Linked DNA regions of Homo sapiens: region 1 is linked to region 2. A link is an interaction called in ENCODE POLR2A ChIA-PET data of the cell type or tissue named here. Cell type or tissue: endothelial cell of umbilical vein. All regions are shown on one strand. Links, peaks and the distances in the headings refer to the core of each region. The heading gives the core; the rest is flanking DNA.

Region 1 (17,023 bases), core at 5,341-13,340, 57 kb after region 2:
CAGAGTCTCACCCTGTCGCCCAGGCTGGAGTGCAGTGGCGCGATCTCAGCTCACTGCAAGCTCTGCCTCCCAGGTTCACACCATTCTCCTGCCTCAGCCTCCCTAGTAGCTGGGACCACAGGCGCCCACCACCACGCCTGGCTAATTTTTTGTATTTTTTAGTAGAGATGGGGTTTCACCATGTTAGCAAGGATGGTCTCAATCTCCTGACCTCATGATCCACCCACCTCGGCCTCCCAAAGTGCTGGGATTACAGGCGTGAGCCACCATGCCTGGAGTTTTTTTTCCTTTTTTGAGATGGAGTCTCGCTCTGTCGCCCAGGCTGGAGTGCAGTGGCGCGATCTTGGCTCACTTCAACCTCTGCCTCCCAGATTCAAGCAATGCTCCTGCTTCCGCCTCCCACTTAGCTGGGATTACAGGCATGTGCCACCATGCTGGCTAATTTTGTATTTTTAGTAGAAACAGGGTTTCATCGTGTTGGTCAGGCTGGTCTCGAACTCCTGTCCTCAAGTGATCCACCCGCCCTGGCCTCCCAAAGTGCTGGGATTACAGGCGCAAGCCACCGCGCCCAGCCTTATTTTCTTTTTTTTTTTCTTTTTTTGCTTTTCTTTTTTTGAGACAGAGTCTTGTTCTGTGGCCAAGCTGGAGTGCTGGAGTGCGGTGGCATGACCTCAGCTCACTGCAACCTCCACCTCCCAGGTCCAAGGGATTCTCCTGCCTCAGCCTCCGGAGTAGCTGGGACTACAGGCCCATGACACCACGCCCAGCTAATTTTTGTATTTTTAGTAGAGACGGGGTTTCACCATGTTGGCCAGGATGGTCTCCATCTCCTGACCTTGTGATCCTCCCGCCTTGGCGTCCCAAAGTGCTGAGATTACAGGCGTGAGCCACCACGCCTGGCCCATTTTCTTTTTTTTTTTTTTTTTTTTTTTGAGATAGGGTCTCGTCCTGTCACCCCTGCTGCAGTGTAGTGGCGCAATCTAGGCTCACAGCAGCCTTGACCTCCCAGACTCAGATGATCCTCCCACCTCAGCCTCCCTAGTAGCTGGGACTACAGGTGCATGCCACCATCCCTGGCTAATTTTTTATATTTTTAGTAGAGATGGGTTTTTGTCATGTTGCCCAGGCTGGTCTCAAATTCCTGGGCTCAAGCAATCCACTCACCTTGGCCTCCCACAGTGCTGGGATCATAGGCATGAGTCACGGTGCCCAGCCTGGAATCTCATATTAGATTTGTTTGTTTGTTTGTTTTTGTTTTTTTTTGTTTGTTTGTTTTTTGAGACAGAGTCTCACTCTGTCGCCAGGCTGGAGTGCAATGGAATGATCTCGGCTCACTGCAGCCTCCTCCTCCCAGGTTCAAGAAATTCTCCTGCCTCAGCCTCCTGAGTAGCTGGGACTACAGGCATGCGCCGCCACACCCGGCTAATTTTTGTATTTTTAGTAGAGACAGGGTTTCACCATGTTGGCCAGGATGGTCTTGATCTCCTGACCTCGTGATCTACCCACCTCAGCCTCCCAAAGTGCTGGGATTACAGGCGTGAGCCACCGCGCCTGGCCTCATATTAGATTTTTAAAAGCCTTCTGGAGGCTAGGAAGCCAAGCCAAGAACTTGTGACCAGATTTCACCTGTGGTATCTATAAATCTGGGTGAATTCCTCTCTTCTCAAAGTCCCATAAATATCTTAAGGTTTCTGCCAAGAAGTGACCTTGTGACTTACCTGGGCAAGTAATCCGCCTGCCTCAGCCTCCCAAAGTGCTGGGATTACAGGCATGAGCCACTGCACCCACCCAGGCAATAATACTGACTCTAATGAGACTAGGCTTGTTTTGTAAACAATAATAAGGCTGGGATCCCTGTAAGCCAGGTACCAGGCCAGTTTTCTCATGAGGGCTTTGTTAGCATTTGGTACCTAAAGTCAACCTTAGCTCCTTAAAACTGTTTGGTCATATCTCATTCTCTGTCTCAAAAAAAAAAAAGAAAAAAAGAAAAAAAAAGAACAGGATGTGGTCATCACCCCCAAGGTCTCATAGTGTAGTAAGAGACAGACATCGAGATCCAGGAGCACAAGAAGGGAACATAATTTCTATCAGAAGAAGGGGTTGGGAATCTGAGAAATCTTCACAGAGAAGATGACGTTGGGATTTGAAAGATGAGTAGAAGTTATCCCAGTGAAGAGTGGGGAGGGCACTCCAGGTAGAGGGACACATGAGGAAAGGCATTCAGATGTAAATGTCTGTGACATGGTTGGGGATGACTAACAGTTCAGTGCAGCTAAACTGCAGGCTGCTAGGGGCTAGACTGTGAAGGGACTCCTTTAGCCATGTTCAGGAGTTTGGACTTTATTCTGTAATCTAGATAATGGGAGCCTTCAGAGGTTTTTTTAAGCCGGATTGATCACATGTCCGGAATTGGAAGGGTAAAACTGCAAGTGGGGAGACCATTTGAGACACTTTCATAATTGTCTGAGCAGGAGGGGATGAGGGCCTGTTCTAAGCCAATGAAAAGATACTGGGGGAGAGTGAAGTAGAAGTAGAAATAGAGAAGTAAGGGAGGTGATCTGATTTGGGAAATAAATATAATGACTTGATTTTTAGATCGATTATAGTGAAGCTATTAAGCTCTCAGGCTGTGGAATCAGGAAGAATCTTGACTACGTGACACCCCAGTTATGTGACCTTAGACATTATTTAACATCTCTGGGCTGGGTGCTGTGGCTCATGCCTGTACTCCCAGCATTCTGGGAGGCCGAGGTGGGTGGATCATTTGAGCCCAGGAGTTCGAGACCAGCTATAGGCAACATGGTGAAACCCTGTCTCTACAAACAATAGAAAAATTAGCCATGCATGGTGGCAGGCACCTGTAGTCCCAGCTACTCAGAAGGCTAAGATGGGTGGATCACTTGAGTCCAGGAGATGGAGGTTGCAGTGAGCCAAGCTTACGCCACTGCATTCCAGCCTGGGCAACAGAGCAAGACTCTGTTTCAAAAAAAGAAAAAATCTCTGACCCTCAGCTTCCTCATCGACAAAGTGGGGATAATAAAATACCTACCTTGTAGGATTGTTATAGGATGTAAAGGAGATAACATATGTGATATGCTTAGTACAGGACCCAAAATTAAGTACTGAGTGTTAGCTATTATCATTAGTATTATTAATTTTACTGCAAGCTAAATTTAATAATTTAAATAATACTATTTAATTTAATACTATTTAAATTTAAATAATGCTATTATCATTAGTATTATTAATTTTACTGCAAGCTAAATTTCAGTGACTGGTGGAAATGTCCAATAGACAGTTGGAAATGTGAATTGAGGTGCGAAAGGAAGGTATGAACCAGAGATTTCTGATCTACCTTGTAGAGATAACAGTTGCTATGGGAGTGTGGCTAAGTCTCCCTGGAGGGCAGAGAACGAAATTTTTTTTTTTTTGAGACAGAGTTTTGCTCTTGTTGCCCAGGCTGGAGTGCAATGGTACGATCTCAGCTCACAGCAACCTCCACCTCCCCGGTTCAAGTGGTTCTCCTGCCTCAGCCTCCCAAGTAGCTGGAATTGCAGGCATGCGCCACCACGCCCGGCTAATTTTGTATTTTTAGTGGAGATGGGGTTTCTCCATGTTGGTCAGGCTGATCTTAAACTCCCGACCTCAGGTGCTCCGCTCGCCTCGGCCTCCCAAACTGCTAGGATTACAGGCGTGAGCCACGGCGCCCAGCCAGAGAACGGAATTTTACAGAATGTTCACATTTAGAGATGGTAGGAGAAAGGTCATAGAAAAGTAGTGGCTTGAGAGGGAGGGGTCCTTACCTTGGAGAGGATCTTTAAATTGCTAATCAGTGGCTTCATTTAAGTCCTCAGTCTCTGACACTTCTGCAGCATTGGATGCAAGTGACCTCTTAAAGCCTCCTTTCAGAATCTCTCTTCAGTTTCCATGGTGTTCTGTACACTTCGATCTTCTGTGATTATGCATAGATGTCACAGCTGAGAGCCTTATAGAGCTTACTTACTCCAGCCCCCTCATTTTACAAATGAGGAGACTAAAGAGCCAGAAAATGGAAGTAGCTTGTTCAAGGCTCACAGGCAGTTGTTCCTTCCTTGTCTTCCCCCCACCAGCTTTTCTCACTTCCCATGGTTCTTCGCTCTTTGCTCTCATATACTCATTTCCTCTTTCGATAAACTCATCTGTCTGCATAGCTTCTAGTGTTGCTTTCAGGCTTTTGGTTGCCAAATCCGAAATCTCTCCCACCCTTGCCTGCTTCAGAGCTGCTATCCCACCCTTTGTACAGTCAGCTAGGTGTTCCACTAACACCTCACACCCAGCATGTCTGCACATCATCTTTCCCCATACTACTAGCTTCCCTCTTTGACTCCACTATCCTATTCATGGCACCTCCATTTTCCTAGTTAGTTAATCCTTTACCAAGTCTGGTCAGTTAGTCCTACATAAAGCCCCATGCAGTACAGTCGTTAAGCATATTCCAGCTGTAGGAAACCTTAAAGGTACTTATTTCTCCAGCTTCGCCTTTTTCTTTTTCTTTTCTTTTTCTTTCTTTTTTTTTTTTTTTTTCTGAGACGGAATTTTACTCTCGTTGTCCAGGCTGGAGTGCAATGGCGCGATCTCGACTCACTGCAACCTCTGCCTCCCGGGTTCAAGCAATTCTTCTGCCTCAGCCTCCTGAGTAGCTGGGACTACAGGCGCGTGCCACCAGGCCCGGCTAATTTTTGTGTTTTTAGTAGAGATGGGGGTGTGCCATGTTGGCCAGGCTGGTCTTAAACTCCTGACCTCAGGTGATCCGCATACCTCGGCCTCTCAAAGTGCTGGGATTAAAGGCGTGAGCCACCACGCCCAGCCAGCTTCGCCTTTTTCAAAAGAAAAAATTGAGTCTGTGGGAGGCAAGGCAATACAGCCTGTGAATGGAAGTCAAGACTAGAACCCAGGGGCCAGGCGCAGTGGCTTACGCCTGTAATCCCAACACTTTGGGAGGCCGAGGCGGGCAGATCATCTGACGTCAGGAGTTCGAGACCAGCCTGGCCAACATGGCAAAACCCCGTCTCTACTAAAAATACAAAAATTAGCCGGGCGTGGTGGTGGGGGCCTGTAGTCCCAGCTACTTAGGAGGCAGAGGCAGGAGAATTGCTTGAACCCGGAATGTGGAGGTTGCAGTGAGCGGAGGTCACGCCACTGCACTCCAGCCTGGGCGATAGAGTGAGACTCTGTCTCAAAAAAAAAAAAAAAAAGACTAGAACTCAGGGATATTGGAAACCCCATCCAATGTACTTTGTACCACACAACATTGCCTCTTGCAATCTTATTATATTCGTCACTTCCTTTTCATCACTATTGCCACCTCCCTAGATTAAACCTTCATAATCTCATGCCTAGATTGTTGACACAGCCTCCTACCTACCTTTGCAGCCTCTAGCCTACTTAGTCCCCAGTGCACCCCGTCACGTTAATCACCCTAAAGCACTGTTTCTACCTTGTCATTCTCACTGAAAAGCTTTTAGTGGTTCCTCACTGCCTACCAAATAAAAAATAAAATTCAAATTTCCAAGCCAGGCACTAAAACTCCTCCAAAATCTGGTGCCAGCCCACCTTTCCATGCCTCATTACCCACACTACCCTTTTATACCCTATGGCCCAGCCATATCCAATATCCTGTGTTCCTTGAACAGCTTATGCACTTTCATGCCCTGTTGCCTTTTTACACAATGTCCTCTCAACTTCAAGCATTCTTCCTTTGATTTTTTCCTGATCCAATGTCTACTACTCCCTTCCAAGGCCCAACTCAAACGTCCTAGTCCATGAAATCATTTCAGATTCCCCTAGTCAGAATTAATCTCTGTGAAAACATGTGTGACAAGACTTGCTGTCATAGGTGTTCAGTAAACATGACTTCCCATCCCCCTTCCCCTTTTTACCTGTGTTCCCACAACATATTGCTAATACCTCTGTTTAACACTGATTTCACTTACCTTGTAGTAGAGCTACTTATTTAAACAACCAATGAGACTCATCTCATTCATTTTGCATCCTCCACAGCCCCTAACAGAGTTCCTGGTACACAGTAGGTACCAGGAACTTAACAAATATTTATTGAAATGAAACCTGTGGTGCCAAGTTTCGTTAGTAATTCAGCAGTACCCACTCCTGTTTCCAAACATGAAGTGATATGTTGAGAGAAGAGAATCTGGGAAACCTTGTTGGAAAATCGCCAACAATTTGCTTCAGAGCAGCCTCAGTAACTTTCAACCTGACAGTTCGCTTGAGGATGATGAGGTATGAGGTAGGAAGGGTGACAACTCAGATAAGTTTCTTGTCCACGCATTCTTTTTTTTTTTTTTTTTTTTTGAGACGGAGTTTCTCTCTTGTTGCCCAGGCTAGAGTGCAATGGTGCAATCTCAGCTCACCACAACCTCCACCTCTGGTTCAAGCGATTCTCCTGCCTCAGCCTCCCGAGTAGCTAAAATTACAGGCATGTGCCACCATGCCCAGATAATTTTGTATTTTTAGTAGAGATGGGGTTTCTCCATGTTGGTCAGGCTGGTCTCAAACTCTCAACCTCAGGTGATCCACCCTCCTTGGCCTCCCAAAGTGCTGGGATTACAAGTGTGAGCCACCAAGCCTGGCCTGTCCATGCTTTATTTATTTATTTATTTATTTATTTATTTATTTATTTTATTTTTATTATTATTTTATTTTTTTGAGACAGAGTCTCACTCTGTTGTCCAGGCTGGAGTTCAGTGGCATGATCTTGGCTCACTGCAACCTCCATTTCCCATGCTCAGGCAATTCTCCTGCCTCAGCCTCCCAAGTAGCTGGGATTACAGGCATGTGCCACCAGGCCTGTCTAATTTTTGTGTTTTTAGTAGAGATAGGGTTTCACCTTGTTAGCCAAGCTGGTCTCGAACTCCTGACCTCAGGTAATCTGCCCGCCTCGGCCTCCCAAAGTGCTGGGATTACAGGCGTGAGCCACCAAGCATGGCCTGTCCATGCATTCTTTAAAATCAGCTGAGGTCCAGCCAAGCACGGTGGCTCACGCCTATAATATCAGCACTTTGGGAGGCCAAAGCGGGCGGAACATGATGTCAGGAGATCGAGACCATCCTGGCCAACATAATGAAACCCCATCTGTACTAAAAATACAAAAATTAGCTGGGCGTGGTGGTGTGCACCTGTAGTCCCAGCTACTAGGGAGGCTGAGGCAGAAGAATCGCTTGAACCTGGGAAGCGGAGGTTGCAGTGAGCTGAGATTGTGCCACTGCACTCCAGCCTGGCGACAGAGTAAGACTCCATCTCAAAATAAATAGGTAAATAAAATAAAATAAAATCAGCCTTAGGTCAATGTAGGCCCATCATCCCAAGCCAGTGGGTTACAAGTAGCTGGAGAGAGCAGTGACTGGTGCTAAAGAGGTGAGGAAGTGGAAGCAGAAGCTCTTTGGAGCCATTTGGAAAAAGAGGCTACCACGATCCAGAAGTTAATCTTTCCCTGAAAAGGAATTCTTGACCTTGGAAGAGTGGGTAACCATGATGGATGATGCAGGCCAAATAGGTTGGCATGTGTGACACACCTTTATGGTCTCTCCAGGCCATACTGGACACAGCTTTTATAATAGCTAAGGCTGCTGTGCAGATCATTCCAATTCTGGAAGTGCTGCCTGAAATGTGGCCAAGATAAAAAGATGACTGGATTCTCATGCTGACAGCTGAAGGACAGCTTGAAGGCCTCAAGTCATTTATTTGTTGATCACTTTCATTCATTTATTCATTCATTCATTCAATCATCATCAAACATATTCTAAACACCTACTATGTGCCAGGCACATAGGTGCTAATACAGAGATGAATGGTTCCCTGTCCTAAAAAGTATTTTGTCTAGGCCAGGTGCGGGAGCTCATTCCTGTAATCCCAGCACTTTGGGAGGCTGAGGTGGATGGATCACTTGAGGTCAGGAGTTTGAGACCAGCCTGGCCAACATGTTGAAACCCTGTCTCTACTAAAAATACAAAAATTAGCCAGGTTTGCTGGCACATGCCTGTAATCCCAGCTACTGGGGACGCTGAGGCAGGAGAACTGCTTGAGCCCGGGAGGTGGAGGTTGCAGTGAGCCAAGATTGCGCCACTGCACTCCAGCCTGAGTGACAGAGCCAGACCCTGTCAAAAGAAAGAAAGAAAGAAAAAAAGAAGGGAAGGGAAGGGAGGGGAGGGGAGGGGAGGGGAGAGAAGGGAGAAAAGCCGGGTGCGGTTGCTCATGCCTGTAATCCAGCACTTTGGGAGGCCGAGGCGGGTGGATCATGAGGTCAGGAGATCGAGACCATCCTGGCTGACACGGTGAAACCCCGTCTCTACTAAAAACACAAAAAATTAGCTGGATTTGGTGGTGGGCGCCTGTAGTCCCAGCTACTCGGGAGGCTGAGGCAGGAGAATGGTGTGAACCTGGGAGGCGGAGCTTGCAGTGAGCTGAGATCGCGCCACTGCACTCCAGCCTGGGCGACAGAGCGAGACTCCGTCTCAAAAAAAAAAAAAAAAAAGAAAAAAGAAAAGAAAAGAGAAAAGAAAGAAAGAAAGAAAGAAAAGAAAAGTAAACAGAGAAAGGAACTCTGAGTAACAACATTTAAGGGGCACAATAAGAAGAAAGCATGGAGCAGTCACAGATACAAGAGAGAGACCAGTAGAGAAAATTATAACAAAAATCAAAGGAGAGCTGGAGGCAGCACTCCTGTAGTCCCTGTAGTCTCAGCTACTTGTGAGGCTGAGGCAGGAGGATCGCTTGAGCCCAGGAATTCAAGACTGCAGTGAGCTATGCTGGTGCCTGTGAAAAGCCACTACACTCCAGCCTGGACAAAACCTCATCTCAAAAAAAAAAAAAAAAAAAAAAAAAAGGTGAAAGGATTGGGAGGCCGAGGCGGGTGGATCACCTGAGGTCAGGAGTTCGAGACCAGCCTGGCCAACATGGTGAAACCCCTTCTCTACTAAAAATACAAAGAAAAAAAAAATAGCCAGGTGTGGTGGTAGACGCCTGTAATCCCAGCTACTTGGGAGGCTGAGGCAGGAGAATCACTTGAACGTTGGAGGTGGAGGTTACAGTGAGCCAAGATCACGCCATTGCACTCCACTCCAGCCTGGGCAACAAGAGCAAAACTCCGTCTCAAAAAAAAAAAAAAATCAAAGGAGACTATGCAGCCACTAAAAACCATGTTTTAGAGGCATACTGAATGACATTACAAAATGGTCATCAAAAAAGTGAAAAAAGCAGGATGCAAAACAATATATCTCAGTCGGGCACGGTGGCTCGTGCCTATATTCCCAGCACTTTGGGAGGCTGAGGCAGGTGGATCACCTGAGATCAGGAGTTTGAGACCAGCCTGGCCAACATAGTGAAATCCCGTCTCTACTAAAAATACAAAAATTAGCCGGGTATGTTGGTGTGCGCCTGTAATCCCAGCTACTCGGGGGGCTGAGGTAGGAGAATCGCTTGAGCCCGGGAGGCGGAGGTTGCAGTGAGCGGAGATGGCGCCACTGCACTCCAGCCTGGGCGACAAAGCAAGACTCTGTCTCAAAATAATAATAATAATAATAATAATAATAATAATGTCTCATATGATGACAATTTTATTTAAAAAGCATATGTATATATTTCTTATTGAAAAATGAATTTAAGGGGCTGGGCACAGTGGCTCACTCCTGTAATCCCCAGCACTTTGGGAGGTCAGGGTAGAAGGATTACTTGAGCCCAGGAATTTGAGACAAGCCTGGGCAACAAGGTGAGGCTCTATCTCTACAAAAAATTTAAAAATTACCTGGGTATGGTGGTGCATGCCTGTGGTCTCAGGTACTCAGGAGGCTGAGATAGGAGGATCACTTAAGCCAAGGAGGTTGAGGCTGTAGTGAGCTGTGATCATGCCACTGCACTCCAGGGGACAGAGCGAGACTCTGTCTCAAAAAAAAAAAGAAAAAAAAGAAAAATGACTTTAAGGTTTCACATCTGTTAGCAATGATTTTTGTTTTTTGGGGATTTTTTTTTGAGATGAAGTCTTGGTCTGTCTCCCAGGCTGGAGTGCAGTGGCGCGATCTCAGCTCACTACAACCTCTGCCTCCCGGGTTCGAGCGATTGTTTTTCTTTCTTTCTTTCTTTCTTTCTTTTTTTTTTTGAGACGGAATCTTGCTCTGTTGCCCAGGCTGGAGTGCAGTGGCGCGATCTTGACTCACTGAAAGTTCCGCCTCCCAGGTTCACGCCATTCTTCTGCCTCAACCTCCCGAGTAGCTGGGACTACAGGCACCCGCTACCACGCCCAGCTAATTTGTGTGTGTGTGTGTGTGTGTGTGTGTGTGTGTGTGTGTGTGTGTGTGTGTGTGTTTAGTAGAGATGGGATTTCACCGTGTTAGCCAGGATGGTCTCGATCTCCTGACCTCATGATCTGCCCGCCTTGGCCTCCCAAAGTGCTGGGATTACAGACGTGAACCAGTGCGCCCGGCTGCTCAAGTGATTCTTGTGGCTCAGCCTCCAGAGTAGCTGGGATTACATGCATGCACCACCATGCCCAGCTAATTTCTGTATTTTTAGTGGAGACAGGGTTTCATCATGTTGGCCAGGCTGGTCTCAAACTCCTGGCCTCAAGTGATCCGCCCGCCTCAGCTTCCCAAAGTGCAGGGATTACAGGCTTGAGCCACCGTGCCTGGTGACTATTTTTATTTTCACCCTTATGATTTTCTTTTTTCTTTTTCTTTTTTTTTCTTTTTTTTTAAGACAGAGTCTCACTCTGTTGCCCAGGCTGGGGTGCAGTGGCAGAATCTTGGCTCACTGCAACCTCCACCTCCTGGGTTCAAGCGATTCTCCTGCCTCAGCCTCCAGTGTAGCTAGAATTACAGGTGCGTGCCACCACGCCCAGCTAATTTTTGTATTTTTAGTAGAGACCGGGGTTTCACCATGCTGGCCAGGCTGGTCTCAAACCCCTGACCTCAGGTGATCTGCCTGCCTCAGCCTCCCAAAGTGCTGGGATTACAAGCATGAGCCACCATGCCCGGCTGATTTTCCTTTTTTAATTTTCAATTTCTTATTTTATTATAAACCATTATTTCTTCTTTATTTTCTTTATGTTTTAATTTTCATTTTTAAGTGCAGGGGTACATGTGCAGGTTGTTACATAAGTAAACTTGTGTTATGGGGGTTTGCTGTACACATTAAACCTAGTACCCAATCGTTATTGCTCCTGATCCTTTCCCTCCTCCCACTCTCTGCCCTCTAATAGGCCGCAGTATGTGTTTTTCCCCTCTCTGTGTCCATGTGATTTTCTTTGTACTTCTCAGTTTTTCTGTAAAGAACAGGCATTACAGCCAGGCACAGTGGCTCACGCCTGTAATCCTAGCACTTTGGGAGACCGAGGCAGGTGGATTGCTTGAGCTCAGGAGTTCAAGACCAGCCTGGGCAACACAGTGAAACCCTGTCTCTACCAAAACACAAAAAATTAGTCGGGCGTGGTGGCGTGTGCCTGTAGTCCCAGCTACTTGGGAGGCTGAGGCAGGAGAATTGCTAGAACCCAGGAGGCTGAGGTTGCAGTGAGCTGAGATCACACCACTGCACTCTAGCCTGGATGACAGGGCGAGACTCTGTCTCTGAAAAAAAGAAAAAAAAAAGGAGAAAAATAAAAGGATGAATTGTTTGATGAAGGTGGGAGCGGTCAACTGTATCAAACACCTCAGAGAGGTGCAGTGATGCTAGTCCTGAAGGGTGTCCATTGGATTTAGCAACAAGGTGACCTTGGCAAAAACTATTTAAATGAAATGGGGAGTGGTGGAGGAAGCCAGGTTGGAGGGGAATTGAAGAGTAAATAGGAAATGAAGAAGTGTAGACAGCAAATACAGAGGTGTCGTTGAGGCCAGGTGCAGTGGCTTATGCCTGTAATCCCAGAATTTTGGAAGGCCAAGATGGGAAGATCATCTGAGGTCAGGAGTTCAAGACAAGCCTGGTCAACACGGCAAAACCCCATCTCTACTAAAAAATAAAAATAAAAATAAAAAATTAGCCAGGCGGGCCAGGCACAGTGGCTCACACCTGTAATCCTAGCACTTTGGGAGGCCGAGGCGGACGGATCACGAGGTCAGGAGATCGAGACCATCCTGGCTAACACAGTGAAACCCCGTCTCTACTAAAATACAAAAAAAAAAAAAAATAAAAAATAGCCAAGCGTGGTGGCGGGAGCCTGTAGTCCCAGCTACTTGGGAGGCTGAGGCAGGAGGATGGCGTGAACCTGGGAGGCAGAGCTTGCAGTGAGCTGAGATCATGCCACTGCACTCCAGCCTGGGCAACAGAGCGAGACTCCGTCTCAAAAAAAAAAAATTAGCCAGGCGTGGTGGCGTGGGCCTGTAGGCCCAGCTACTTGGGAGGCTGAGGCAGGAGAATCACTTGAACCCGAGAGGCAGAGGTTGCGATGAATCAAGATTGCGCCACTGCACTCCAGCCACAACCAAGCGAGACTCCATCTAAAAAAAAAAAAAAGTGTCTCTCAAAATATGTGGTTAAGAAGGAAAAGAGAGAGGGCAGAAACCCAGTTTAAGATATCTTCCAGTTTGGGGGCCAGGCACTGTGGCTCCCGCCTGTAATCCCAGCACTTTGGGAGGCCGAGGCAGGTGGATCACTTGAGGTCGGGAGTTCAAGACCAGCTTGGCCAACATGGCGAAACCCCGTCTCTACTAAAAATACAAACAAATTAGCCAGGCATGATGGTGCACACCTGTAATCCCAGCTACTCAGGAGGCTGAGGCACGAGAATCGCTTGAGCCTGGGAGGCAAAGGCTGCAGTGAGCCAAGATCGCGCTACTGCACTCCAGCCTCGGCAACAGAGTGAGACTCCGTCTCAAAAAAACAAAAAAGATATCTTCCAGTTTGGGAATCCCACACTATGTATGGTAGTTTTGAACATGCTGAAGGTTAGGTTATGAAGGTCATCTGACATCCAGATTTTCAATGTAAGGGGTATATACAGCACAATGCGGAATTGGAAGTGGTAGCCAGCTCAGGGTATCAACATCAGAAATTCCTCTTCAGGCTCAGAGATAAACTTATTATAATTATTATTATTATTATTATTACAGGCACCTGCCACCATGCCTGGCTAATTTTTGTATTTTTAGTAGAGACGAGGTTTCACCATGTTGGCCTGGCTGGTCTCGAAATCCTGACCTCAGATTATCCATCCACCCACCTCGGCCTCCCAAAGTGCTGGGATTACAGGCGTAAACCACCGTGCCCTGCCAATAAACTTATCATTATTAAAACTGAGCAAAACGGCTGGTTGTGGTGGTCACCCCTGTAATCCCAGCACTTTGGGAAGCCGAGGTGGGTGGATCACGAGGTCAGGAGTTCAAGCCAGCCTGGCCAATATGGTGAAACCCCGTGTCTACTAAAAATACAAAAATTACCTGGGTGTGGTGACACGTGCCTGTAATCCTAGCTACTCGGGAGGCTGAGGCAGGAGAATCGCTTGAACCCGGGAGGTGGAGGTTGCAGTGAGTCGATATCATGCCACTGCACTGCAACAGAGCAAGACTCCGTCACACACACACACACACACACACACACACACACACACACACACGCACACACACAAAAGCCTCCTCCCCGCCCCCAATCCCGCCTCCAAGGCTTGTGATGAGTATGAACTAGTTATGGAAGTTCGTATGACTCATATAACAACAATAAGGCAATAAGGGCTTTTTTTTTTTTTTTTTTGAGACGGAGTCTCTGTCTGTCGCCCAGACTGGAGTGCAATGGTGCAATCTCGGCTCACTGCAACCTCTGCCTCTCAGGTTCAAGTGATTGTCCTGCCTCAGCCTCCCAAGTAGCTGGGACTACAGGTGCCTGCCACCATGCCTGGCTAATTTTTATATTTTTAGTAGAGACAGGGTTCACCATATTGGCCAGGCTCGTCTCAAACTCCTGACCTTGTGATCCGCCCACCTCGGCCTCCCAAAGTGCTGGGATTACAGGTGTGAGCCACCGTGCCCAGCCAATAAGGGCTCCTTTATCAATATGTGTAGCTCATTTACATAGACAATATTGTTTCTCTAGGAATAAGCCAAACCCCAGTGCGTTCTATGGCTCGACCCAGCCCCAACACTGTGAAGTGGAATGTCAGCAGTGAGAAAAAGCTGTTTACGTTCATTGGAAAGCACTAGCTCAGATTCAGAAATCAGTAACTGCTTGACATTCTACAAAGTGCCCTCATGCTGGCAGATGCAATGCCACTGAACACCCATTTCCTAGGAGACAGTGAAGTAGCTCAATTATCCTTGTCTTTTGTAGGAAGAAAACAACCAAAATGGAGGCGTCTTCAGAGAGCCTTCAGAGGCATCTTCAAAGCCCTTACTTTATATCTGAAGCAGGGGATCCCAAAATTGTGGAATCCTTATTCTGGATGTGTCTGCTTCTGGAATAAGCAGAGGGAGGAGGATCCTACGGGGATCCAGCTAGAAGAGCTTTTCACCCGAGGCGGTCCAGGGTGGCAAAGCCATAGAGGAAAACCGTAGTTGTCTATCAAAGGGAAAGGCAAAGATGAAAATAAAAGGGAGACTGGGCATGGTGGCTCATGCCTGTCATCCCCGCACTTTGGGAAGCCGAGGTGAGATGATTGCTTGAGTCCAGGGATTTGAGACCAGCCTGGGCAACATGGCAAGACCCCCTCTCTACAAAAATAAAAATAAAAAATTAGCTGGACATAGTGGCATGCACTTGTGGTCCCAGCTACTCAGAAGGCTAAGGTGGGAGGATCGCTTGAGCCTAGGAGGTCAAGGCTGCAGTGAGCTGTATTCAGGCCACTGCACTCCAGCCGGGGTGACAGAGTGAGATGCCCTCTCCAAAAAAAAAAAAAAAGAAGAAGATGCCCTCTCCAAAAAAAAAAAAAAAAAAAAAGAAAGAAAGAAAGAAAAAAGAAAAAGAAAAAAAGAAAGAAAAGGAAAGAAAGAAAAGAAAAAAAAGAAAAAGTGGCTCCTGCCTGTAATCCCCAACATTTTGGGAGGCCAAGGTAGGTGGATGGCTTTGGCTCAGAAGTTTGAGACCAGCCTGGCCAACATGGTGAAACCCCATCTCTACTGAAAATACAAAAATCATCTGAGTGTGGTGGCACCCACCTGTAGCCCCAGCTACTCAGGAGGCTGAGATGGGAGTGCCGCTGAGATTGGAGTGCCACTGCACTCCAGCCTGGATGACAGAGCAAGACCCTGTCTCAAAAAGACAAAGAAAAAAAGAAATAGGAAGATAAAATATTTGGCCGGAACACTTGGGAGCAAGATTGTTCTGTTCAGGTGCAAGGCACAAATTAAGACCAGGCACACTGGCTCATGCCTGTAATCCCAGCAATTTGGGAAGCAGAGGTGGGAGGCTCACTTGAGCCAAGGAGTTTGAAACCAGCCTGGCCAGTTTGGGCGACATAGCGAGACCTCATCTTCAAACAAACAAACAAACAAACAAACAAACAAAAAACAGATTGAGGAGAATAGGTTAGTTAGAAGATGAATGTAAGGTCCTGAGTCAGGCACCAGAGGGGAGAAAAAAGATGGATGTAAAGAATGAAGGGCGGGGCGCGGTGGCTCACACCTGTAATCCCAACACTTTGGGAAGTTGAGGTGGGCAGATCACCTGAGCTCAGGAGTTCAAGAGCAGCCTGGCCAACATGGTGAAACCTCGTCTCTACAAAAATTAGCTGGGTGTGATGGTGGATGCCTGTAATCCCAGCTACTGTGGAGGCTGAGGCAGGAGAATCACTTGAACCTGGGAGGCGGAGGTTGCAGTGAGCCGTGATCATGCCATTGCACTCCAGCCTGGGTGACAGAGGGAGACTCCATCTCAAAACAAAAAAAAAGAATGAAAATGGGCCGGGCTCAGTGGCTCACGCCTGTAATCTCACCACTTTGGGAGGCCAAGGCAGGAGGATCACTTGAGCCCAAGGAGTCAAGGCTGCAGTGAGCCATGATTGCTGCACCACTGTACTCCAGCCTGGGTGACAAAATGAGACCCTGTCTCAAAAACAAAAACAAAAAAGAACGAAGATGTATTAGAGCTCCAGTTGTTTTTTTGGTTTTTTTGGCGGGGGGGGGGTTTTGGTTTTTGGTTTTTTTTGAGACGGAGTCTTGCTCTGTTGCCAGGCTGGAGTGCAGTGGTGTGATGTCGGCTCACTGCAACCTCTGCCTCCCGGGTTCAAGCGATTCTCCTGCCTCAGCCTCCTGAGTAGCTGGGACTACAGGCACCCGCCACCACGCCCAGCTAATTTTTGTATCTTTAGTAGAGACAGGGTTTCACCATATTGGCCAGGATGGTCTCGATCTCTTGACTTTGTAATCCGCCCGTCTTGGCCTCCCAAAGTGCTGGGATTACAGGCGTGAGCCACTGCGCCCGGTTTCAACTTTGCTTTTGTTCTCCACTCCAAACTGTCCTTAGAGCAAATGGCATACGTCTAACTCTCAAGTGAATTGGGGCACTATCTGGTACAATTCTTCAGAAACCTCCTTGGAAAAATACTGATAACTCCCTCTAGTTGGCTTCTTCAAAGAATATGAATTCCTGGGGCATAGATCCATTCATATAATCATGTGGCCTTTTGAAAAGGATTTGTAAAAAATAATACCAATTATGAATACAGGACCAATTCCATGTTTCCCTTGCACCTCTCGCTGGGAACAGTTTGCATGATCTTCCACAGCCTGAGCTGGCATGGGGATTTGGGAAATGTTCTGCAGCTTCTCAGGGTTAGCCATCTCCTTAAGCCTATGGACCCATTTGGGAAGAGTTTTTGCCTGTGTGTCATAAACAATATTTATATTGGAAGCTGTCCCTTTGATTTCTGAGTCATACAGCAATGCTGTCTCATTGATCAAAGCCATACAAAATGCCACATTTTGTTAGGTAATGAGGCCCAGGGATGGGCTGGATGATGGACTCCACATGTGAGGCTGTGCTGCTGCCTGCCATCCCAGAAAGCCTCAAGATTGCCGTTGCTGAGGCAGCTGCCACAACTCCCTGAAGTAATGAGCAG
Region 2 (8,000 bases), core at 1-8,000:
GGGCCCTCCCCTCAGGCTCCATTTTTAATAAGTTTTTAGTATTTTTGTTAATGTGAGGCATTGAGCTGTTGGGTTTTGTATATTATTTATATAGAGACCCCAGAGCTGTTGCACCCAATACACAGAGCTTCTTTGCAAAGGGAGTGTGCGAGTTCTGCATGTCTGGGAAGGGTGGTCTCTTGGGAGAATGCAGGGGGTTGGACCAACAAGTCAGAGTCTTCATTCTATTCTGATCATCTCCCCTGTTTACCTTACACTCTAAAATTTCTTTTTTTCTTTTTTTTTGAGACGGAGTCTTGCTCTGTCGCCCAGGCTGGAGTGCAGTGGCGCGATCTCGGCTCACTGCAACCTCTGCCTCCCGGGTTCCAGCGATTCTCCTCCCTCAGCCTCCCGAGCAGCTGGGATTACAGTTATGTGCCATCACGCCCGGCTAATTTTTGTGTTTTTTTTGGTAGAGACAGGGTTCCACCATGTTGGCCAGGCTTGTCTCGAACTCCTGACCTCATGATCTACCTGCCTCAGCCTCCCAAAGTGCTGGGACTACAAGCGTGAGCCACCGCGCCCGGCCTAAATTTCTTAATTCTAATTGGATTGCTACCCTCTCTTCCTCTTCTTCAACATGGCAACACATTAAGGTATAGGCCCTTAGTCTCTTTTTATTTATTTTTGAGATGGAGTTTTGCTCTTGTCGCCCAGGCTAGAGTTCAGTGGCACAGTCTCAGCTCACTGCAACCTCCACCTCCTGGGTTCAAGTGATTATCCTGCCTCAGAGCCTCTCGAGTAGCTGGGATTACAGGCATATGCCACCAGGCCTGGCTAATTTTTGTATTTTTAGTAGAGACGGGGTTTCACCATGTTGGCCAGGCTGGTCTCGAACTCCTGACCGCAGGTGATCTGCCCGCCTTGGCCTCCCAAAGTGCTGGGATTACAGGCATGAGCCACCACACCCGTCCCCTTAGTCTTTTAAGAAGGGGCAATGAACATTCTCAACTAAATGTTGGAGCTTCTTTACAGCTTTCCTCCATGGGGGATATACCGCTGGGATTGAGGAGGGGCCATTAGGCCAGGGGAAACATCAATAGAACCTGATTCTTCTTCCACAACACCCCAGATGTTGGGCCTCAAACAAGCTGGGGAGGGTGGAGATGACAGACACTGCCTACCCTTCTTGTCATCTTGTGTGGTCCCCATCATGCACCAAGTGGCATACCTTTCATAGGACAGAGAACTTCCCTGAGAGTCACATTCCTGGATGAAAAATTGCCCTCCATTGGCATGTGCCATCATAGAATAGGTCGTGGAAGGACCGTTTGGTTCTAGGAGGAAGAGAGACCAGTAAAAATAAGCACCCTTTCTCTCTCTGCCCTACTGCCAGAACTGCCTGTTCTCACGTGACCCACCTTGGCAGTTACCCAGGATGACTTGCTCGCTCCCATTTTACAGTAGAGAAAACTCAAAACTGTTGCCCCAGAGTCACATTTGGAGCTGCGGCAGGGCCATTCTCGCCCTCTTGCTTTCCAGTTTGAGTTCTAGATCCAAGGCTGTCCAGGAGAGCCAACTGGTTTACTACAATGGAGTCTTGGAGTCTTCTGCCCTGCCTAGCTAGGGCTGGAAGAGGATCAGCCTCAGCCTTGTGAGTGGGTGGTACAGGATGATTTGACAACTTAAGGATAACATGCAAGCCATAGTTGCACCCTATTACTGGGAAGTGTCTAGTGTGCTGGCAAAACCAGGAGCACCAATCAGTACCCAAGTTATAAAAAATAAAATAGCCCTCTTTGAGGCCCACGAAGCCCTTGCTTATATGGGACTTACCAAGTTTAAGAGTTGCGTGCACAAGGAATGGAACTCCCCAACAGTGTAAAGGCAAACATGACTGAAGCTTTCTTCTCACTTATTCTATCCTGACATAAACATTCTGAGGAGCCACAGGAGTACAGGCTTGGCTGGGATGAGGGACATTCAGAGGGGCTTGGGGGTTGCTAAACAAATGGCAGGTGCGCCACATACAAAAACACAAGACACAAAGACACTGAACCTGGAGGGGAGAGACTGAAATGGTCAGACAACTGGCATGCTGACAGTCTGACATGCCCCAGCAGAAGCAGCAGAAGGGAACAGCATTGACCTTTGGGAGAGTGACAGGATGAGAGCAGAGTGGCCCCACTGGTTGCTGCTTGGGTAGTGCTGGCGCTGAGAAATAAGGGATGCTGATTGAGGTGGAGGTGTGTTTTTGTGTAGTATGACTGAGGGTTCCTGCAGGCAGTGCCTCAGTTTCTCCCTTTGGGACAAAGTCTCAAGCTTTGCGGGTAAAGTTTGGGCTAGCTGCCCTGGAAGATCACCTGTCTGATAGCTTGCAATCTGAGGTGTGTGTGCGCGCCCGCGTGAGAGAGAGGGAGCGGAACGTGCCTGAGCATGGGGGGAATTGGGCCATGCCCCAGGACTTGAGCCATCTCTGGCACAAAAGGAGTTAATGGCAGGGACCGCGCCCCCCCGTGTCCGGGAACGCGCAGCGCGCCCCCTCGGTGCGCGGGCACAGCAGCCAGGCTGCCGGAGAGCTGATCTCGGGGATTCGGGTGCGGAGCCCTTGGCCTGGAGGCGATATGGGTGGTCCGTGGCCCGGTTCAGTCGCTTGCAGCAGCCCGGGGAACAGGTGAGGCCGCCTGCCCCGGTCTCTCATCCTCTAGCTGCCCATACCTTGCCCCCATCCTAACCCCTCCCAATCCCAGGCTCCTCCACTCCCCAGCCAGTGGCCCCCATCCCTCTCAACCCCATGTTCTCCATCGGTACCCCTGACCCCCGATCCTCCCCCGCTTCTGTTCTCCCTTCTACCTCCTCCCTAAATCCCGCATCCCTAACATCCTCCCGCCCATGGTCCCTCTATTTCCACAGCCCATCCCGCATGCTCATCAAAATACCCCTATTGAGGGCCCCCAGCCCCATCCCGGGATTGCACATTGCCAGTCCCCCCTCCCCTGCAGTGCAGCCCCATCCCCCTTCCATCATAGCATCTCATAGCCAGGCTCCCTCCCCCACTATCTGCAGCCCCCCCACCCAATGGAGGCCTTTATCCTATCCTCCCCCATTCCAGTGCAACTCCATCCCCCAATCCATTCCAAGCCCTCGTAGCCCCCAATACTGCAGTTCTCAATATTGGTCCATTCCTGCACAATGCCCCGCGCCCAGCACCGCTGCAGCCCCAAAAGTACCCCGAGATGCCATTCTCATCCCCGGCATTGCTGCCTCCCCTTGTCTTCTCCCAAATTGCAAGTTGGACCAGGATGGAGATCTTGGCCTTGGGGATTCACAGTGGGTCCTAGGGTACAGAGGGCGTTTGGGGGTCGGTCCGATTGTCTAGGTGTTCACGGGGGAGGGGCTGCAGGGAATTGACTCAAAGGAGAATTTGGCATTTGGCGCCGAAGGGTTACTGGAGAGGAGGGCATCCCGAAAGGGTTAATGGAATTTGTGGGTTGGGGGCAGCACCGAGGGGGTTAATGTGGGGGGGTTGCTGGTGGGGAAGCTGTGTGAATGAGCGGTCTGTGCCCTGGAGTTGCCATGGAGACGGTGAATGGGGGGATTGTGTGAACTCAGCTGCGGACTATGCCCCCCCCAATACACACACCCACCCACTCCCTCCTGCCCCACCTCCCTACTCCTACCCCTTCCTTCCCCTTCCCCTCCTCCCCACACCCGGGTGCATTCTGGGCAGTGTCTGGGATCTTACCCCCCATACTTTGCTCCCCATTTCCTCATTTCCTCTGAGCCCCCACCCCTTTAGCCACTTTACCCGCCCTCCCTCCTCTTCCTTTTTCTTCTCTCTCTCTCTCTCTCTCTCTCTCTCTCACACACACACACACACAGACACACACACACACACACACACACACACACACACACACACACACACACATTCTCATTCCCCTCTCGTGGTGGCTGATTGCCGGGCGTTCCCAATCTCCCTCCCCCACCCCTTCAGCCAGTTCTTAAAGGAGCAGGCCTGCAATCTGGGAAGGCGGGAGAAATGGAGGAAAACTAAATGTGCATGTGGCGTGGGTGTGCGTGTGTGTGCGTGTGTGTGCGGGAGCATGCGGGAGTATCTGTGTGTGCCTGTGTCTATGTGTTGACTGTGTAACTGTGTCAGAAGGCCTATGTGTCTGAGTGTGTTGCTATTTCTGTTTCTGTCTCCACCTATGTGTCACCATTATGCTGCATGTGTCTGGATATTTACCTATGCGGGTATGTGTGATTATATTTCAGTAAGTCTCTATGTGTGTCTCTGAATGTATCATTCTGTGAGGCTCTGGCTGTGTGAGGTGCTCTGTCTCAGAATGTGGGACTATATGAGGGGATCTCTGTGGGTTTGGAATATATGTCTCTGTGAGTGAATATCGCAGTGTCTGTGATCCTGGCTTGGTCTCTCTCATTCCCTCTTTGAGTCTTTGTGAGTTTATTTCTATGAGTCTCTGAATATGTGTTCCCCATGCTCCGTTGTTTATTTTATAATACACCGGAAGAGCATCCACAATGCCTAGGGTGCTAGGCAGAACTCTTTCTGCCTCACTTCTGGAATTCGGTGTGAATTAAGAGAGAGCCAACCGAAAGGACCAAGGCTTAAGGATTTGGGAGCAGTGAGGGCTGAGGAGAAATGTACAGGAGGGGCGCAGGAGGGTCCGAGGAGGACTCCCGTGAATGGCTGTCCCGCCCTCTGCCCTGCCTGAGGGTGAGGGAGTCTCTCTGTGGGACTCTGCCGATTTGCTGCTTTCTGTTCTTGTGTCTTAGTGTCCCGGAGTGAGGTTGACAATCCCACCCTGTCCTGAAGTGGAGGTCCCTGTGTGGGCTTACCAGGTCCCAAGGGCTACACAGCTCTGTTCAAGCAGCATGCCCAGGGACCTGAGCTCCATTTTTGTTTCTCCCCACCCCCTGGCTGTCACATGCTATTCTGGCTCCAGCCGACCCTGATGAACCCCTTTGGCTGTAGAATTGAAGTTGGGCACCGGGAACTTGCAGTGGCAACAACTGTCACTGTCAAACCCCTTGGATTTTCCAGCCATGGCCAGGCACATAGAATGGTTCTGATTGGCAGTGGATCATCTGTGGGATCACAGTCCCTGGGCCCCTGGGCATGTGAAACCTCTCCTACCTATAAGAGAATAGCCCAAGCCCAGCAGGGCCCCCAAAGACCAACTCTGTTGCCCTCCCAGACCATCTTGGATGACGCATACTTCCCTCTTTCCACAGGCCTGTCTGGCCCTGAGGGAGTCCCCTTTCTGAAGCTGTGGTGCTTGGACGACCTGCTCTCTACATTGCTGGGCACCTGTAGGTGTCCCTCGAGAGCTCAGTTTTGAGGTTCAAGTCAGTGTGGCCATGAAGGGGCTGCCTATTGGGCTGATGCTGTGACCCTGGAGTCTGCCTCTCCTGCCAGTCCCCCTGCCCGGAACATGTGGCTGCGGCTTGGCCCGCCCTCGCTGTCCCTGAGCCCCAAGCCCACGGTTGGCAGGAGCCTGTGCCTCACCCTGTGGTTCCTCAGTTTGGCGCTGAGGGCCAGTACCCAGGCCCCAGCACCCACAGTCAACACTCACTTTGGGAAGCTAAGGGGTGCCCGAGTACCACTGCCCAGTGAGATCCTGGGGCCTGTGGACCAATACCTGGGGGTGCCCTACGCAGCTCCCCCGATCGGCGAGAAACGTTTCCTGCCCCCTGAACCACCCCCATCCTGGTCGGGCATCCGGAACGCCACACACTTTCCCCCAGTGTGCCCCCAGAACATCCACACAGCTGTGCCCGAAGTCATGCTGCCGGTCTGGTTCACTGCCAACTTGGATATCGTCGCTACTTACATCCAGGAGCCCAACGAAGACTGTCTCTACCTGAACGTCTATGTGCCGACGGAGGATGGTGAGTGCTGCGGCCAGGCACTGTGCCCTCCCTGCCTCCCGCCTGCCCTGCTGTGTTTGTGGCTTGCATGTGGTTGTGTGCCCTGCAGCATGCATCTGTCTGTCTGTGAAAATGCTTCTAACCATCACTCTGCTTGGCCTCCCACCCCCCTCCCTGTTCTTCCCTCTCCCAGCATTGTCCGAGCTCCCATGTGTGAGTGACACTGTTGCCAGGAGGGGCCTGGCCCGGCCTGAGAGCTCTGACGGGTCTCGGTCCAGTGCTGGATGGGGGTCCCCTGGGGGAGTATGGGTCACGGCTGGCAGCTACCCGCGGGAGGATGCTGGCTCCACCAGGCCCCCCTGTTGCCATTCCACCTGCTTCGAAAGGTGGTAGGTGTGTGTGGCCAAGGGCACTGGGTGTGTGGGGGGTGGGGCAGCAAGCCTGGTGGGTGATGCTTAGGTGCCTCCTCTTTCACTAGCTGATGCCTCCTCCCGCGGGGGTCACACTAAGGTAAGTGACAGAAACAAGGAGATGGTGGGACAGGCTCTCTGCCATGTGCCGCCTGCAGAGCAGCTCAGCTCTTGGGGCCTGGGGGGTGGGGGGTGCATGCCCCTGGGCAGAGGCCTCCTGTTATTTTTTAGTTTTTTATTCATTTTACAGTAAAGCGGATTTCCAAGGAATGCGCCCGAAAGCCCAACAAGAAAATTTGTAGGAAAGGAGGTAGGTAGCGAGCCGGCGGGGAGGGAGAGAGAGAGAGAGGGAGGGCTGCCTGCCCACCTGCCCTTGCCCCCAGGACCCAGCCTTCCTCCAAGTAGCCCAGGCTCAGGGGGCAGTAAGCAGGCATAAGCGCCACCTCATCTGAGGGCCCTGGCTGCCTTGCAGGGAGGATTTGGTGGCCTAAGGCAGGCTCAGAGCAGAAGCAGCAACCCTATTTCTTCCAATCTTCCCAGCCCCAAATTCCACCCTAAAGTGTGTGCCAAAGGCAGAGCCAGTGGCTCTCTCGGTGACACCTCAGGAGAAACTCTAGGAAGCCAAGATGGAGCCAGAGGCTCCACCCTTTTCCTAGTGGGTGGAGCCAGAAGACCATCCCTTCTGTGTTCTTTCTCCTGGATTGAAAGTCTAGACTCAATTTTCCCACCCTGAAGCTTAGACCAAACGTGTACACAGGTTTAGTAACTCCTGCCATACACACCTCTGTCTCCCACCCCACTACCTCTGGCCAGAGTGTAGCTGATAGACCCAGGCTGCTCTGGTGGCAGAACTTGGGGGTCTCTGGGAACTATGGACTTTAAAGGAGGCAAAAGATCCTGAATTTTAAATTTACCCTCATGCTGAGAGGAGTTTCTCCCCCTGTATAATAATTCTTCCTGTTGGAATATCACTTCATGTTTTCTGTAAAGTGCCTTGGCATTTACCTTAGAGAATCCTCCCTGTATCTCTGGAAGCGTCTAAGGCAGGAATCAGTATCCCAATTTTACAGATGAGGAAACAGGCCCAGGGGAGTGACTTGCTGCTGCTCAAGGCCCCTGTCGCTGGTCTGTGGCAGAGCTGGGACCAAAACCTGGGTCTCTTGACCTTCAGGGCGTGTTCTTTCCACTGTAGCACACAGAAGCAACTCCCATCTGCTCATTCCCATCTCCCCAACTCAAAAAAAATGGTGAGATGTGGCTGGGCTGGGGAGAATTGGAACAGTAACAGCCTAAGGAACAGGTGGAAAAATCACAGCTTGATCCCTACAACCCTCTGGCAAGCTGGGAGTTTGTTTTCCTTTGATGTCCTAGGGCAGAGTTTCTCAGAATGGGGTTGCCAGGATTTCTGGGATGGGGTGCTCCTTACTGAATAAGAATTTCTGGGGGCAGAGCCTGGAAATCTATATGTTGAACATGAGCCCTGAGCGCTTCTAATGCACACCCGAGCATGGAATGAGACCCGCTGCTGTAGGGATAGTATTTCACCACAGCCCCATACCCCACCCAGGACCTCACACACCATAGGCAATTGATGTTTTTTGTGTAATTCAGAAGCATCATGGTGCTGCAGAAAGAGTACAGGTCTGGGAAGCACAAGGCCTGAGTCCCAGCTCTGCTGCCAACTCACAGTGAGACCTTAGGCAAGTCTTGTCCTTC

Evidence for each region. ChIA-PET counts read pairs that join two places held together with the same protein. Peaks named below come from ENCODE experiments on the same cell type or tissue, not always from the same donor. Only the 100,000 strongest peaks of a DNase experiment are listed, where the experiment ranks them.
Region 1: POLR2A ChIA-PET joins it to region 2 with 7 read pairs; 2 of 35 experiments call an interaction of 5 or more read pairs at or near these places.

What each region holds. Positions count from the first base shown.
Region 1 is chrX:71,194,106-71,211,128 of GRCh38, forward strand. It overlaps LOC107985688 (a long non-coding RNA gene), which reads right to left and starts at 4,088. Exons shown (of 2, transcript XR_001755878.2): 1 at 3,804-4,088. RefSeq lists enhancers at 1,955-2,084, 4,231-4,410. In endothelial cell of umbilical vein, for the core only: no CTCF peak of the experiment used is centred there; no DNase peak of the experiment used is centred there.
Region 2 is chrX:71,142,312-71,150,311 of GRCh38, forward strand. It overlaps MED12 (mediator complex subunit 12), which reads left to right. Exons shown (of 45, transcript NM_005120.3): 45 at 1-139. NLGN3 (neuroligin 3) reads left to right here and starts at 2,530. Exons shown (of 8, transcript NM_181303.2): 1 at 2,530-2,653; 2 at 5,239-5,895; 3 at 6,535-6,594. The coding sequence starts at 5,439. It overlaps LOC124905197 (a long non-coding RNA gene), which reads right to left. Exons shown (of 4, transcript XR_007068262.1): 3 at 7,972-8,000; 4 at 235-1,316. RefSeq lists a silencer at 3,346-3,601 and enhancers at 5,176-5,722, 5,723-6,269. In endothelial cell of umbilical vein, for the core only: no CTCF peak of the experiment used is centred there; no DNase peak of the experiment used is centred there; H3K4me3 peaks cover 564 bases.